2 separate regions of the Homo sapiens genome follow, and region 1 is linked to region 2. A link is a contact called in ENCODE Hi-C data. All regions are on one chromosome and are shown on one strand. The core of a region is the stretch at or near the end of the contact, and the rest is flanking DNA. Distances in the headings are between cores, read along the strand shown. Region 1 overlaps CSPG4 (chondroitin sulfate proteoglycan 4). Region 2 has its middle 18 kb from the start of C15orf39.

Evidence for each region. A loop is a pair of places that touch in the nucleus more often than their neighbours do. Pooled maps may share reads with other maps.
Region 1: a map of HL-60/S4 shows a loop between it and region 2 (3-fold over the local background). The contact joins two enhancer-like sites. A Hi-C loop is called at or near these places in 1 of 168 maps with a recorded cell type or tissue (HL-60/S4), 1 of 37 single-sample maps with no recorded cell type and 4 of 50 pooled maps.

The regions. Positions count from the first base shown.
Region 1 is chr15:75,669,394-75,676,204 of GRCh38, reverse strand. It overlaps CSPG4 (chondroitin sulfate proteoglycan 4), which reads left to right. Exons shown (of 10, transcript NM_001897.5): 10 at 1-1,883. The coding sequence ends at 655. Among named protein-coding and RNA genes, the nearest start is that of SNX33, 25 kb to the right of the region's middle. RefSeq lists an enhancer at 1,100-1,887. Within about 2 kb of position 2,589, at least 23 of the 41 ENCODE cell types and tissues checked have a DNase peak (open chromatin) inside an H3K27ac peak, as active enhancers do.
Region 2 is chr15:75,216,597-75,223,941 of GRCh38, reverse strand. No RefSeq gene overlaps it. Among named protein-coding and RNA genes, the nearest start is that of C15orf39, 18 kb to the right of the region's middle. RefSeq lists enhancers at 4,109-4,168, 4,249-4,438, 5,249-5,298. Within about 2 kb of position 4,366, at least 2 of the 41 ENCODE cell types and tissues checked have a DNase peak (open chromatin) inside an H3K27ac peak, as active enhancers do.

The DNA.
Region 1 (6,811 bases), core at 1,340-3,839, 450 kb before region 2:
GGGCAGCCAGCTGGTGGAGCAGTTCACTCAGCAGGACCTTGAGGACGGGAGGCTGGGGCTGGAGGTGGGCAGGCCAGAGGGGAGGGCCCCCGGCCCCGCAGGTGACAGTCTCACTCTGGAGCTGTGGGCACAGGGCGTCCCGCCTGCTGTGGCCTCCCTGGACTTTGCCACTGAGCCTTACAATGCTGCCCGGCCCTACAGCGTGGCCCTGCTCAGTGTCCCCGAGGCCGCCCGGACGGAAGCAGGGAAGCCAGAGAGCAGCACCCCCACAGGCGAGCCAGGCCCCATGGCATCCAGCCCTGAGCCCGCTGTGGCCAAGGGAGGCTTCCTGAGCTTCCTTGAGGCCAACATGTTCAGCGTCATCATCCCCATGTGCCTGGTACTTCTGCTCCTGGCGCTCATCCTGCCCCTGCTCTTCTACCTCCGAAAACGCAACAAGACGGGCAAGCATGACGTCCAGGTCCTGACTGCCAAGCCCCGCAACGGCCTGGCTGGTGACACCGAGACCTTTCGCAAGGTGGAGCCAGGCCAGGCCATCCCGCTCACAGCTGTGCCTGGCCAGGGGCCCCCTCCAGGAGGCCAGCCTGACCCAGAGCTGCTGCAGTTCTGCCGGACACCCAACCCTGCCCTTAAGAATGGCCAGTACTGGGTGTGAGGCCTGGCCTGGGCCCAGATGCTGATCGGGCCAGGGACAGGCTTGCCCATGTCCCGGGCCCCATTGCTTCCATGCCTGGTGCTGTCTGAGTATCCCCAGAGCAAGAGAGACCTGGAGACACCAGGGGTGGAGGGTCCTGGGAGATAGTCCCAGGGGTCCGGGACAGAGTGGAGTCAAGAGCTGGAACCTCCCTCAGCTCACTCCGAGCCTGGAGAACTGCAGGGGCCAAGGTGGAGGCAGGCTTAAGTTCAGTCCTCCTGCCCTGGAGCTGGTTTGGGCTGTCAAAACCAGGGTAACCTCCTACATGGGTCATGACTCTGGGTCCTGGGTCTGTGACCTTGGGTAAGTCGCGCCTGACCCAGGCTGCTAAGAGGGCAAGGAGAAGGAAGTACCCTGGGGAGGGAAGGGACAGAGGAAGCTATTCCTGGCTTTTCCACTCCAACCCAGGCCACCCTTTGTCTCTGCCCCAGAGTTGAGAAAAAAACTTCCTCCCCTGGTTTTTTAGGGAGATGGTATCCCCTGGAGTAGAGGGCAAGAGGAGAGAGCGCCTCCAGTCTAGAAGGCATAAGCCAATAGGATAATATATTCAGGGTGCAGGGTGGGTAGGTTGCTCTGGGGATGGGTTTATTTAAGGGAGATTGCAAGGAAGCTATTTAACATGGTGCTGAGCTAGCCAGGACTGATGGAGCCCCTGGGGGTGTGGGATGGAGGAGGGTCTGCAGCCAGTTCATTCCCAGGGCCCCATCTTGATGGGCCAAGGGCTAAACATGCATGTGTCAGTGGCTTTGGAGCAGGTTAGGCTGGGGCTCATCGAGGGTCTCAGGCCGAGGCCACTGCGGTGCCAGTGCCCCCCTGAGGACTAGGGCAGGCAGCTGGGGGCACTTGGTTCCATGGAGCCTGGATAAACAGTGCTTTGGAGGCTCTGGACAGCTGTGTGGTGTTTGTGTCTTAACTATGCACTGGGCCCTTGTCTGCGTCGGCTTGCATACAGAGGGCCCCTGGGGTCGGCCCTCCGGCCTGGCCTCAGCCAGTGGGATGGACAGGGCCAGGCAGGCCTCTGAACTTCCACCTCCTGGGGCCTCCCAGACCTCCTGTGCCCCCACCTGTGTGGGCAGGTGGGCCAGTCTTCGGGTGATGGGACCAAACCCCTTCAGTTCAGTAGAGAAAGGCTAGGTCCTCTACAAAGAGCTGCAAGACAAAAATTAAAATAAATGCTCCCCACCCTAGATTTATTAGCCTGAGTTTCGACCTCCATACCCCTGTCCTTCCCCAGCCACCTCTCAAGGGGTTGCAGCAGCAAAGTGAAGGGAGTGGGGGGACTTGGGGATCCCAAGGCTGGGACATGGTACCAAGGGGGAGGGGGAGGAGAACCACCACAGGTGCCTCCTAGAAACTTTTACAAGGAAGGCTTCTGCTGGTGTCCACCCTCCCAACAGGAGGACCAAGTGTGCTGCTTCTCAAAGCCAGAGGAAGCAGCAAGGATTCAGAAAAGCCAGGCATCCCCGCACGTGGCCTGAGAGGCCAGCATTGGGTTACAGAGGGGTTCTGAGGCCGCGGCATCTCCAGAAGGCCCTCTCTGAGTTACTGAGTCACCACCCTCTAGACCTCTCTTGAGGGTGTCGCAGGGTTGGGGGCAATGGAGACAGATTCTGGGTCCCAGGGGATATGCCTGGCCCTGACAGTAGACTGAAGAGAGGAAGAGAAATGTGAGAGGCCTCTGAGTGCAGCCAGGGTCAGTGGGTGGGAAGCCCTGGCCAGCCTCTGGCAGCTGACCTGCATCTGGGGACCAGAGTCACCTCTTCCCTGCATCCCAACATCTGAAACATTTGAACCAGGAATGAGCAAGAGAAGTCTCCTCCCCACCCTGCCCCTGGACCGCCCCTCCTATGACGCCTCTCGCATCTCAGTGTCCAGCCTCCTAGGTCCTCCTCCACTCTGAGAGGCTTCGGGCAGGAGGCCAGGTACATCCTGCTGTTAGGGCCCCCAGAGGACCCAGGGGAGACTAAGAGTCAGGGAGGGGAAGAGGGCTGTCACACAGCAAGGCGCTTCTTGCCACACTGAAAAGCAGGACTCCCCAGGGAGGGTGACCAGGGCCCCAGAGATCCCTCTGCACCCTGAGCTCACCGTGCACAGGGCTCCGCGTGAGCCTGCTCCGTTCCTTCTACAAGCCTGGTCTCTCTGGCGCCCCAGGCCAGCCTGAGGCAGGGGCCTGGCCAAGGGTGTCTCTACACCACATCCCCTCCCAGGAGCTCAGGCTGGAGCCTCAGGGCCCTGATATCTGGAGCAAGTCTCTACCCAGGGTGACCAGTTTCCCTGGAAGTGTAAGCTGAGAAGAGGGTGAGAGACCCAGCAGGCAGGATCTGGCCTGGTCTCCGATTTCCCCCAGAGGACTGAGGACACACTCTGTTCACATAGCCTGGCCCGGCCTGCCCTGCCCCCAGGGAGCTGGCACCAGCTGACACCGTTCCAGCTCCTCTGAGCCCATGCAGGACAGTGGGCTGGCACCCAGGGCACTGTGCCAGCAGCTCTGCTAGGACCTGGGAGAGGGTCTTTCATGGGCACACCAGAGCTGAGAACCCAACCTAAACGTGGGACCTTGGTTTATGTAAATCCCTTTCCCCAGGGCTTAAGGGGCTTGTCTCCACTTTACAAAGTAACTCACCATCCCCCTCCTTTAAGGAGCCAGTTCCTCCCAGGCGCTGGAGATAACAGCCAACCCATGTGCAAGTGTTCAGGAATGTCTGGGAGCTCCTGACCCTCTCCACACAAACAAACATACACAAATCCATAATGTGCCTTTGTGCACGCCATTGTGTATATGAACACAGGCTCATGCATGACCTTCAGACACACAACACAGAGATAAATACCTACCTACCTAAGACACAAACGCATACGCGGGGGCACACACAAATTTCAGAAGTATATGCTCCTTACCTGGGGCCCCCTGCAGTCCCAGCTAGCCTAGTCGGGCAAAGGAGTCAGGATTTTCTGCCCATTAAGGCACTCAAGCTGACATCAGCAGAATTGCAAAGTGAGCCCACTGGTGGGGGAAGGGGACAGGGTAGGAGTTGCCAGAGGGGCCCAGATCCCCAGGACCCCAGCTTAGAAACCCTGCCCACCACCCTAAGTGGCTTAGTCTCTCAGGTGCTAGAGAAGGGGCTCCCTCTGAGCCCTTCCCTGCATCCTAGAAGCCAGTCCTTTAAGCAGATTGCTCTGGCAGCCAGGGAGCCCACTGAGCTTGCACACTCATCCCCCAATAGGAAGCCAGAGAAGTGCTTCTGCCACCCCACACCGACCTCCCCTGACCAATGAGAACTGCCAGGGCTGCTGGCATCTTCCTCCAGGCCCTGAAGATTCCAGATCTCAAAGAGGTGGAGGTTCTTCCTGGGCAGAACTCCAGACCTCTCTGGTTGGATCTCCCATTCCTGGCCGTAAGATGTCGGGAAGCCCTGGTAAATAGTTGGGACCAAGGTAGAGAACCAGACCCGCTGGGCTCCTCTACACAGCTCCACTCCGACCCTAGGGCCTCTCATAGGTAACGCCATCCCTGTGGAGTTACCGCTAAGATTGGTCAGGCAATAGCCAGAGCATTTTGTGCCAAAAATGCAGTGGAAGATGTAGATAGGAATCCAATCAGCCCTTCCTGAAGAGCCGCAGGCATACCATTGAATAACTACCTAACCCTGACATGTGCCTTCACCCAGCGGTGTGAGCAGGCCAGTGAGGGGAAGCGCAGAGTGGGAGGGCTCACTGCCTCTGTCTGCTTCCTCCTCTCCTTAGAGAAGGCTGGTCCTTTCCATGGAAGGCCCAGCCACATGGCAGCTAAAGCTGGGCATGTTCAGCTACATCCTGGTTACATTTCTATTCTCAGTGTAATGGATTACAGTATTTAACTGATGGCTACTAGCCTCACAAAGGGCATCAGCTCCTTGGAGGGCCCTCTGTGGCCACCAAGATAATTGGTGGGTTGTGTTGTGTTCCTTCATGTTCCAGATGTCCTGTGAGCCCCTAGAGACAGAAGCAACCCTGGATTAAATCGCCCAGTTGCCAAGAAGGACTTTTTTACCCAAACACAGCCTCAGCAGGGGACTAGGATAGTTCCCCTGCCTGCCAACCTGAGATCCGTGCTCTGTTAGTCCAGAGCCTGGAGCTAATCCCAAGGCTTCCTTCTGATGCCTCGTGAGATTGCAAAGGACCCAAGAGACACAGTCTCTGGGTCTTGCAGACTCAAATGCAATGAGTTGCCTAAGTCTTTGCTGCTCAAAGTGGAGTCCATGAACTGGCAGCACCGGCATTACCTGGGAGCTTGTTGGAAATGAAGACTCTCAGGCCCTACCCCAGAGTAGCTGAATCAGACTGTGTTTTAACAAGGTCCCTGGTGATTAGAAGACACATGACACAGTGTAAGTCCTGACTGAAGTCTTCCCCTCACCCTTTAATTAGGGGACACTAAAATGGGAGAGGCAGGGCCCAGACCAAGATCATACAGTGAGCTGGTGGCTGAGCTGGAAGAGGGGTCAGACCTCGAGCCCTGTCCCAGGGTTTTCTATTCCACTTCAGCTCTCACTCTTGCAAAGACCCCCACATCCGCTGCAGGTTTGGAGGGATGGGTTCTGACATGGGTTCCTTCCCCAGGGGACTCCAGTGAGGACAAGAGAGGGAAGCAGAGGAGGGTAAGACCAGCAGCCAGATCTGATCCAATGGGGAGGCTCTGCAGGAAACAGCCTACTCCCATCCTTACCTCCCAAAGATGGGGCCCTGGGAAGTACAGTAGCCCCACCACCCCACCTTCTGTAATCTGGCTGCTCCTTCCCTTCCTGTCCCTTCCCTGCCCATCTGGTCTCACCTGTCAGGGGAAGAGATGAAGGGAAGTGTCCGGCCAATGTCACCAGTCAGTGCCTGTGTCATGCACAGGGCCTCCCCCATGGAGGAGCAGGGCAGCCAGCAGGAGAGGGGAAAGAAGCCACCTGTCACACTGCCAGCCAGGCCTGGTCAGAAGGAGGGCATGGGACACCCAGAGCTCTCTGTCCCGCAGAGGTGCCCCACTGTCTCTCCTGTCCACAGAAGGAATGCTGGTCTATGGCCCCCAGCCTGTGGGCTATCCTGGTGCTGGGAGTGCCTTTGGGACCCCCACCAACTCCACTCCCCTCCTGGGTTGTTGAGCCAAAGCCCAGGTGAAGGCCCCAGACCCCCACACCCTGCAGTAGGCATCGTTCAATTCTATACACTCCACTAAGGCAGTGTGTAGCCTGGCCTAGCCACTGCTGTGCCCATGCTGGGTACACAGTAGATGTCCAGCAAACATCTACTGCCAGAACACAGCACCCCCTTCCCTCAGACATGCCCTCAAGCCAAGAGGCCTCTGACCACCCATCCTACCCAGACCTCTCCTGGGTTCCCACTCTGGCTCCCCTGCTCCTCTCACCCCCAGGGTTGCTGGCTGGGCTCTCGATGGCTGCTCTGGCCCCAGATCTCTGCTAGGGCCCAGGCTGACCTGACCCCAGGCCCTGAGTTTCTGTCGGGTGGATTTAATCTTTCCCTCCCAGATGCTTCAGAGCTCACTGCACACCTCCTTCAGACTCGCCCGTGGCTCCCTCCCACCCAGACACCTGAGGTCATTCTGCCTGAACGTGTTCTGCCTATAGGGTCTATCTCAGAACGCTATGGGCAGAACACGTTCACCAAATCACACGTGGGGGCTCACCACAGAAAGAAGCAAAGTTAAGTGGGGCAGGAGGAGGAGATGACCCCAAACCCCCTTACACTCAGCCTCCCCCTGCCCAACAGCCCTCCTGAGAACATCCAGGCTCATGGGGCGCTGTGCCAGCCGGGCTAACCACTCACAGGGCTCACTTGATCACAACCTTCGGGGGCAAGGGGCAGAGCAGAGCCACGGATGCCCTCACCTCTCCCCCACCCAGACGACCGTGCATTCAATCAGGGGGCCCAGAGAAGAGGTGTGACTCAACCATAGTCACAAAGCAATTCACCGGCAGAGCTAGGCCTCCTAGAGGCTTGAAACACTTCCAGATGCCAAAGATATGTCTCTCAGCAGTGGGATGCCCAACACCTGGAGAGGCATCGGGGCCAGGCAATGGGCCAGGGATGCCAGACATGCTGGCCAGGGCAGAGACCTTCAAGAACCAGACTGCG
Region 2 (7,345 bases), core at 3,117-5,616:
CACTGAGTGTGGGGGGGTCTTCCAGGGCAGGTGTGGGGCCGCCAGGCCAAGGTGAGGCAGGCTCCCAGGGCAGAGACTGAGGCCAACCCCTGCAGCCCCACTGCAGGGGGGAACACTGGGATAGGCAAGGGTCTTAACCCAGAACGCCCCAGCAGCTCCCGTGCCCATCAGGACACCATTGAGGCTTGGCGGTGGTGGAACCCAGGAATGGTCTTTGAACCCATGACCTGGAAAGGGGAGCCAAGGATAGTCCTGGCCTGAAGGCTCCTCTACCTGCAGGCAGTGTGGAGGCCCAGCGAGGGGACCCCAGGAACCCAGACCATGAGCTTATGTGGCCAAAGACAGCAGCCAGCACCAAGACATCAAAGAGGGCGGGTAGAAAGATCATCACATCGGGATTGACTGTGGCCGGCACCAGGTTCCTCTGTACTTCTGGAATACACAGGCCTCTCCTTCCTATCCCTGAAGCGCCCATGCCCCCACCCCAGCACCCCAAAGACCAGCCCAATATATGCATTTGTCCTGGGTCAGCCCCACTGTCCAAGCAACTGCAATTTCTCACTAGAGAGCCAGGGCAGGGCAGGGTGTAGGAGGGGTCCCTGGAAGATGCCCCCAGAATGCCCTGATGCCTAAAACGTTCCCCATTGGGCCTTCTCAGGGAGGGAGGGTTATGGCAGCCTTGTTCTCTCCAGCTACCTCCATCACCACTGGAGCCCTTACAGGCGTCATGGGAGAGAATTGGCTCAATGGAGCCAGGACCAGCATGGACACAGCCCTGGGGCTGAGGCTAAGTGGGCTCTGGGAGACCGTCACTCTCTCTTCAAGCTTTGGTCTCCTGGCCCTCTACAAGCCAGGCTGTTTCAGGCTTTGCATGAGGTCTTGCACACAGACAGTTCAAACACAGCTGGTGGACACAGTGGGCTTTAGGGAGGGGGCACATAGCTGGGGGTGGGGGCTGGGTAACAGGGAAAGGGGGCCCTGGGGCTAGCATGGCCTGTCTGGTGGTGGTGCAATGGGACCTGCACCACATGAGGAGAGAGGGTCCACCTGGAAGAGTGGACCAGCCAGATGACCAACAAGCTGGATGGCCACTGCCAGAAACTGCAGGACAGCAGAGGGGGCTGGGAAAGGACAGAGGACAGCTGGGGGGCAGGGAACGTGGGTTCCTCCATACAGCCACGAGTCTTCCCTAAGTGGGTCTTCCCCATGGAGGCGAGGGGGCATTCAAGACACACCTCCAGCCCACCTCAAACCATCTCAGGAAGCCACCACCAACTCACACAGGCCAGCTGAATTGTCACAGTGACCCCAGAACAGCACAGCCCTGTCCTTCAGATGAATAAACAGAGGGAGAGACGCATCTCACAGCCAGGAACTGCGACTCAGACCCAGGTCCAGCTGCAGTGCTTTCTCGATGGCTCTGCCTGCACCTCCTCTGGGACTCAGTTCCCGCTAACAAGTGAGCACCTGAGTACGGGTGAAATGGGTGCTATTATCCCCGTCTGGCTGCTGGGGAAAGGGAAGCAAGGCACAGGTGACTTGCCCAAGGCCAAAGTGACAGGGCTGGTTCAACCCCATCTGTCTCAGCCAGCACATCCCCATGGCAGAGGCTTTACTGTGATCCAAACCTGGAAGGTGGAACTCCTTCCAATGTCCCACCCAGGGCACAGAGCATGCAGCCCCATGTTTGAGGAGGTGACGGTATGGGGAGGTGACAGTGTGGGAAACAATCTGGCTAGGCCAAGGCCTCATGGAGCCCAGGGTTCCCTAGGGCCAGGAGAGCTCTGGAGCCCACCCCGACACCCACTGGAAATGTGGAATCTGCACCTGCAGGAGATCAGGAGAGCGGTTCAGCCTCCGATGCACCTGCAGCGAGGTGAGACAGGCACAGGTGGGCGCCCTGCTTCCAACCAGCGTCAGGTGGGCCGGAAGCAGATCTCCTGCCTGACCTTCCTCTCCTACCTCCCCCAAGCAGAGGAGAAGGGGCAGCCGCCCATCAGGCCATTGCCCACATTGAAGCCGCTGAAGCCAGGTCCCAACAGGTGAGTCTGACCCCTGACTATCCCAGGCCCGGCCCAAGGCAGTCATGTCTCTGGTGAGGACCTGGTAGATAGATGTGATGTCCCCAAGTGGCTCTATAAACCTCTGATTGAGGATAATCAAGGAAACGGGCAAGACCATCACACTCAGCCAAGAACACGAGGGGGACTGGGGCAGGCAAAAGTCAGTTTGGGCCCAGGCCTGGCCCCTGGAAGGATGGTGGATGAGGGGCCAGCCACGGTGAAGGGGAATGGATGGCCACGGGCTGGGTGGTCAGGGCTGTCAGCTCCTGCAGCCCCTGCGGAATGTCTGCCCAGGCCTGGCTCTGCGCTCAGCCTTCTGCCTGGAGCCACAGGTTCCTGGACACCGGCCTCAAGTAGGGATAGTGGTAGGAAAGGCACTTGTGGCCACATGTGGGCACCTAAGCATGGGACAGAGGGGTATCATGCCCCAAAGAGACCATAGAGGCCAAGAATGTAAGCAGATGTGACACCATCAATAAACCCCCCTGTCCTGGGGGTTTATTGACACCATCAATTAAGTCAGAGCCTACCCTGACCCTGACGCTACAGCTCAGTCTGGTTGAGACTCACAAAGAGATGTTAGTGCTGGGCAGGGGACCTGGCCCAGCCTGCGATGTCCAGCAAAGCTGTGGGCTGGACAAGAATCTCTGAAGATTAGTCCAGGACAAGGACAGCTGTGTCTGGGCAGGGAGTGGGGGCAATGCCCAGGAGACCTGAGGACCTTTAACTAGGTAGGGTGCCAGGTCAGGATGTGCAAAAGAGAAGGTGGCATGGCAGCATCCGCCCGAGGCCAGGCTATAAACCTCGGGGCCGCCCTGTGTAGCCTAAACCATGCTGCCACCCAGATGCCATCCTTCAAATGTGAGGCAGGGCTGGGAGAGCCCCCAGACCCCTCATCCCTCCCGCCCCAAGGTGGTTCCCATCCCTCACCAGAAGGAAAGTGAACTCTTCTATGGGGCACAGCCTGCCAGGTTCTGTGTCACCTGGTGGAAGGGGCTGTGGGGCAAGCCGGGGGAGCTGCAGCTGGGTGAGAAAGAACCCAGGTCCCACTCTGTTCCTACCTGTCAGGTGACCTCGGGCAAGCTGCTTTCTTTGCTTGGGGCCAAGGAGAGTCACAGGGGAGGGGCCAGGTTAAAAGGGCTCCACCCTGGAGCCCAGAGCTACCCATAGAGAAAACCCCTATCCTCCCGATTCCGCTCCCAGCTCACGCTGCTGCGATAACATCCTCCCCATCAGAGAGGCCGTGGGAGGCAGAGGCTGACCCTTCCTCCTTCAGGCACCTCAGCGGGTTTGGTTCCGCCTTCATCATGATCAGGGAGGGGGTCCCTGGGATCTCAAAGGTGAGGGGCAGCTTCTCGGGCTCCAGGTGCTCCAAGGTAGACCCTGCAGGGCACCAGAGCTAGAAGGGCATTGGGGAAGATCTTGAACCAGGCCAGGACCTGACCTCTGCCTGGCCATGGTGACTCTGAGCCAGGTAACCCTACGTTAGTCTCAGTCTGTCACTGTGTCTCACGGGGGATGTCAGCATTGCCTTTGGAGTCAAAGTAGGTAAGCCAGGGTAACCAGAGTTCCCAGTAGGGACCAAGACCAAAGGATGCAGGGGTCGGGCCTGTCCCAGAAGGTCAGGCTGGACAAGGGGCTGTGTCAAGCTGGGGCAGCTGAGGTCCTGCCCTTCAGGTTACAGTCATCTGGGTCCTGGTCTAGACCCTCATATGCCATCCAGAGACCCAACCCTAGGGACAATTCCTCCCAGGCTGGTAGCAGAGAGTCGATCCTTTTACTCACCCTACCAAAAGCTCTGAAATAAGAAGGCCTGCCAGTGGGGAAAAGACTCTTCAGGAAAAGGTTCTCAGGGGCAGGGAAGGTTTGAGCTGGGCCTTAGGGCAGCCAGAGAGGTAGGTGACAGGTCCCCTCACAAAGCCTGCCAGAGAATGCAGGAGGAACACAGGTGTAGTGATGAGAACGTTCTGGAAGACAGCAGGCAGCCTCCCACTCACTGATGGGGCCGAGTGAGGTCATGTCCACACACCAGGAGAAGCTGGAATCCACACACTGGTGCACTTTGTTTCTTGTTTTAGAGACAGGGTCTTGCTCTGTTGCCCAGGCTGGAATGTGGTGGCACAATCATAGCTCACTGCAGCCCTGACCTCCTGGGTTCATGCAATCTTCCCACCTCAGCCTCCTGAGTAGCTGGTGAGGGAAGAGAGAGGCTCTCTCATATTGTTTTATACTCAGTACCTGTTTTAAGAAAAAAACAAGGAAGTGAAATCAAAGACAGGCAGCCCAGCGCCAGGCCCAAAGCCAGGCCTGGGCCTGCCTGGCCTAAACCTAGTAGTTAAAAATCAACTCATGACTTAGAACCCGATGTTACCCATAGATTTCAGGCATTGTATGGAAGAACATTGTGAAACTCCCTGCTCTGTTCTGTTTCACTCTGACCACCGGTGCATACAGCCCCTGTCACGTACCCCTTGCTTGCTCAAATCAATCACGACCCTTTCATGTGAAATCTTTAGTGTTGTGAGGCCTTAAAAGGGACAAAAATTGTGCACTCAGCTCGGATTTTAAGGCAGTAGCTTGCCGATGCTCCCAGCTGAATAAAGCCCTTCTTCTACAACTCGGTGTCTACGAAGTTTTGTCTGCGGCTTGTCCTGCTATACTGGGACTACAGGCACACGCCACCATGCCTAATTTTATTTTTTGTAGAGACAGGGTCTGGCTATGTTGCCTAGGCTGGTCTCAAGTGATCTTTCCACCTCAGCCTCCCAAAAACACTGGGATTACAGGGACAAGCCAGCACTCCTGGTCATGCTGGTGCATTTTGGCTGCCATGGTGCACAGGAGGTATGAGCTGGGGGGCAGAATCTGCTCCTGGACCTCTACCCAGGCCTGCACCCAGACTGACCCCTGGGCTACAGGGAACAGGTGTGGAGAGAATGCAGCAAGCAGAGCGGGCTAGTCAGTGATGGAGACCCAGGCTGGGACTAGGAGAGATAGGGCTCCAACCCTCAGCCTAGTGGCCCGGCCCAACCCCATGGGGCCAAGATGACTTCCTAGGAAGCCAGGCATGGAAGCCAGCATGCACCTGAACCGAGGACAGAAGACTCTGATGACAGGGAGGCCTCTGACATAGTGTGGATACTTGTCCCATCCACATCTCGTGTTGAAATGTGATCCCCAGTGCTGGAGGTGGGGCCTATAGTGTGAGGTGTTTGGGTCATGGTGGGGGATCCCTCATGAATGGCTTAGTGCCCTCCCCATGGTAATGAGTGAGTTTTCTAATTTCTAATTTTTTTTTCTCTTTCTTTCCTTCCTTTTTTTTTGAGACAGAGTCTCACTCACAGCCCAGGCTGGAGTGCAGTAGCGCGATCTTGGCTCACTGCAACCTCCACCTCCTGGGTTCAAGTGATTCAATGAGTGAGTTTTCTATTAGTTCACAGGAGAGCCTGATGCCTCCTCTCTCTTGCTCCCTCTCTCACCATGCGACACGTCTGCTCCCTCTTTGCCTCCCGCCAGGAGTAAAAGCTTCCTGACGCTTCACCAGAAGCCTAGCAGATGCTTGTACAGCCTGCAGAACTATGAGGCAAATAAACTTCTTTTATAAATTACCCAGTCTCAGGGCCAGGAGCGGTGCTCACGCCTGTAATCCCAGCACTTTGAGAGGCCAAGGCGAGTAAATTACTTGAGATCAGGAGTTCAAGACTAGGCTGGCCAACCTGGTAAAACCCTGTCTCTACTAAAAATACAAAATTAGCCAGGCATGGTGGTGCACGCCTATAATCCCAGCTACTTGGGTGGCTGAGGCATGAGAATTGCTTGAACCCTGGAGGCGGAGGTTGCAGTGAGCCGATATTGCACCACTGCACTGTAGCCTGGGCTACAAGAGCGAAACTCTATCTCAAAACCCTGCCTCTACTAAAAATACAAAAAATTAGCCAGGCATGGTGGTCCATGCCTGTAATCCCAGCTACTCAGCAGGCTGAGGCAGGAGAATAGCCTGAACCCAGGAGGCAGAGGTTGCAGCAGCCTGAGATCGTACCACTGCACTCCAGCCTGGGTGACAGAGCTAGACTTCATCTCAAAAATAAATAAATAAATAAATAAATAAATAAATAAATAAATAACCCAGTCTCAGGTATTCCTCTAGAGCAACACAAAACGGGCTAATACAGCCTCCACGTTTGGTGTCCAGTGGACCTGGTGGTCCACTAGACACTCAGTGGTCTTGACTCTGCCATTAACAGCCAGACTATGACAGAGTTGTTCCCCTGCTCTGCCTCAGTTTGTCCTCTCTCAGCTGAGCAGAGCAGGGATAACTGCTTCTCATGTGGGCCACAGGACAAAACAAAGCCCTGAGTCCCACAGGAAGGTAGGTGGGCTATGTCCAAGGGAAGACAGACCTGGGGCAGTATTTTATGTCCCCAGGGTGGCAGAGGGACATGGAGAAGATGCCTCCTTTATGGGCAAGGGAGAAGGGAAGATAAGCAGAGAGGTGCCAGACACCCGCCTCACCCCCACCTCCCCCACCCCACACCAGGCCCATTCCTACTCAGCCCCCAACTCAGGCTGCACCATTCCCCTTTGGTCAGCTTGACTTCCCAGCCAAGCTGATGGAAGCTGACAGCTTGGATTCATCAGGGACAGCACGTAGTATAGGTGATGTGCAGGACGGAAGTGGAGAGGGCACACGGGAGCCGTGGTGTCAGGTCTGGGGCTGCCAACATGGTACCTGCCCTGGCTGGTCCACCCTGCCAGATGTGGCCTCTAATTCTAAGGTCTCCGAGTTCCAGGCCAGGACTGGAGCCAGACTCCCCTTGGGGACAGGGGACACAGTCCACATAGACATCACTTGTGCTTTGGGCAAAGCCAGCTGGACAAATGAATGAAAGGGGCCCTGCTGGAGGGTAAAACTGGGCCTGGACTACTCAGACCTGCCTCTGTGACAGGACGGTCCCATCCTTCCAATCAGACTCCTGAGCTGGAAACCCACCCAGCCAGGGAGTGGGGAAGGGGTGGCCTGCAGTCTCCCTTGAGTCTGTAGCCCCTCCCACCCAAGTCAGCTCCATAAAAAAAGATGCAGAGGCCGGGCACGGCGGCTCACGCCTGTAATCCCAGCACTTTGGGAGGCCGAGGCAGGCAGATCACGAGGTCAGGAGATCGAGACCATCCTGGTTAACACGGTGAAGCACCATCTCTACTAAAAATACAAAAACAAAATTAGCCAGGTGTGGTGGTGGGAGCCTGTAGTCCCAGCTACTCAGGAGGCTGAGGCGGGAGAACTG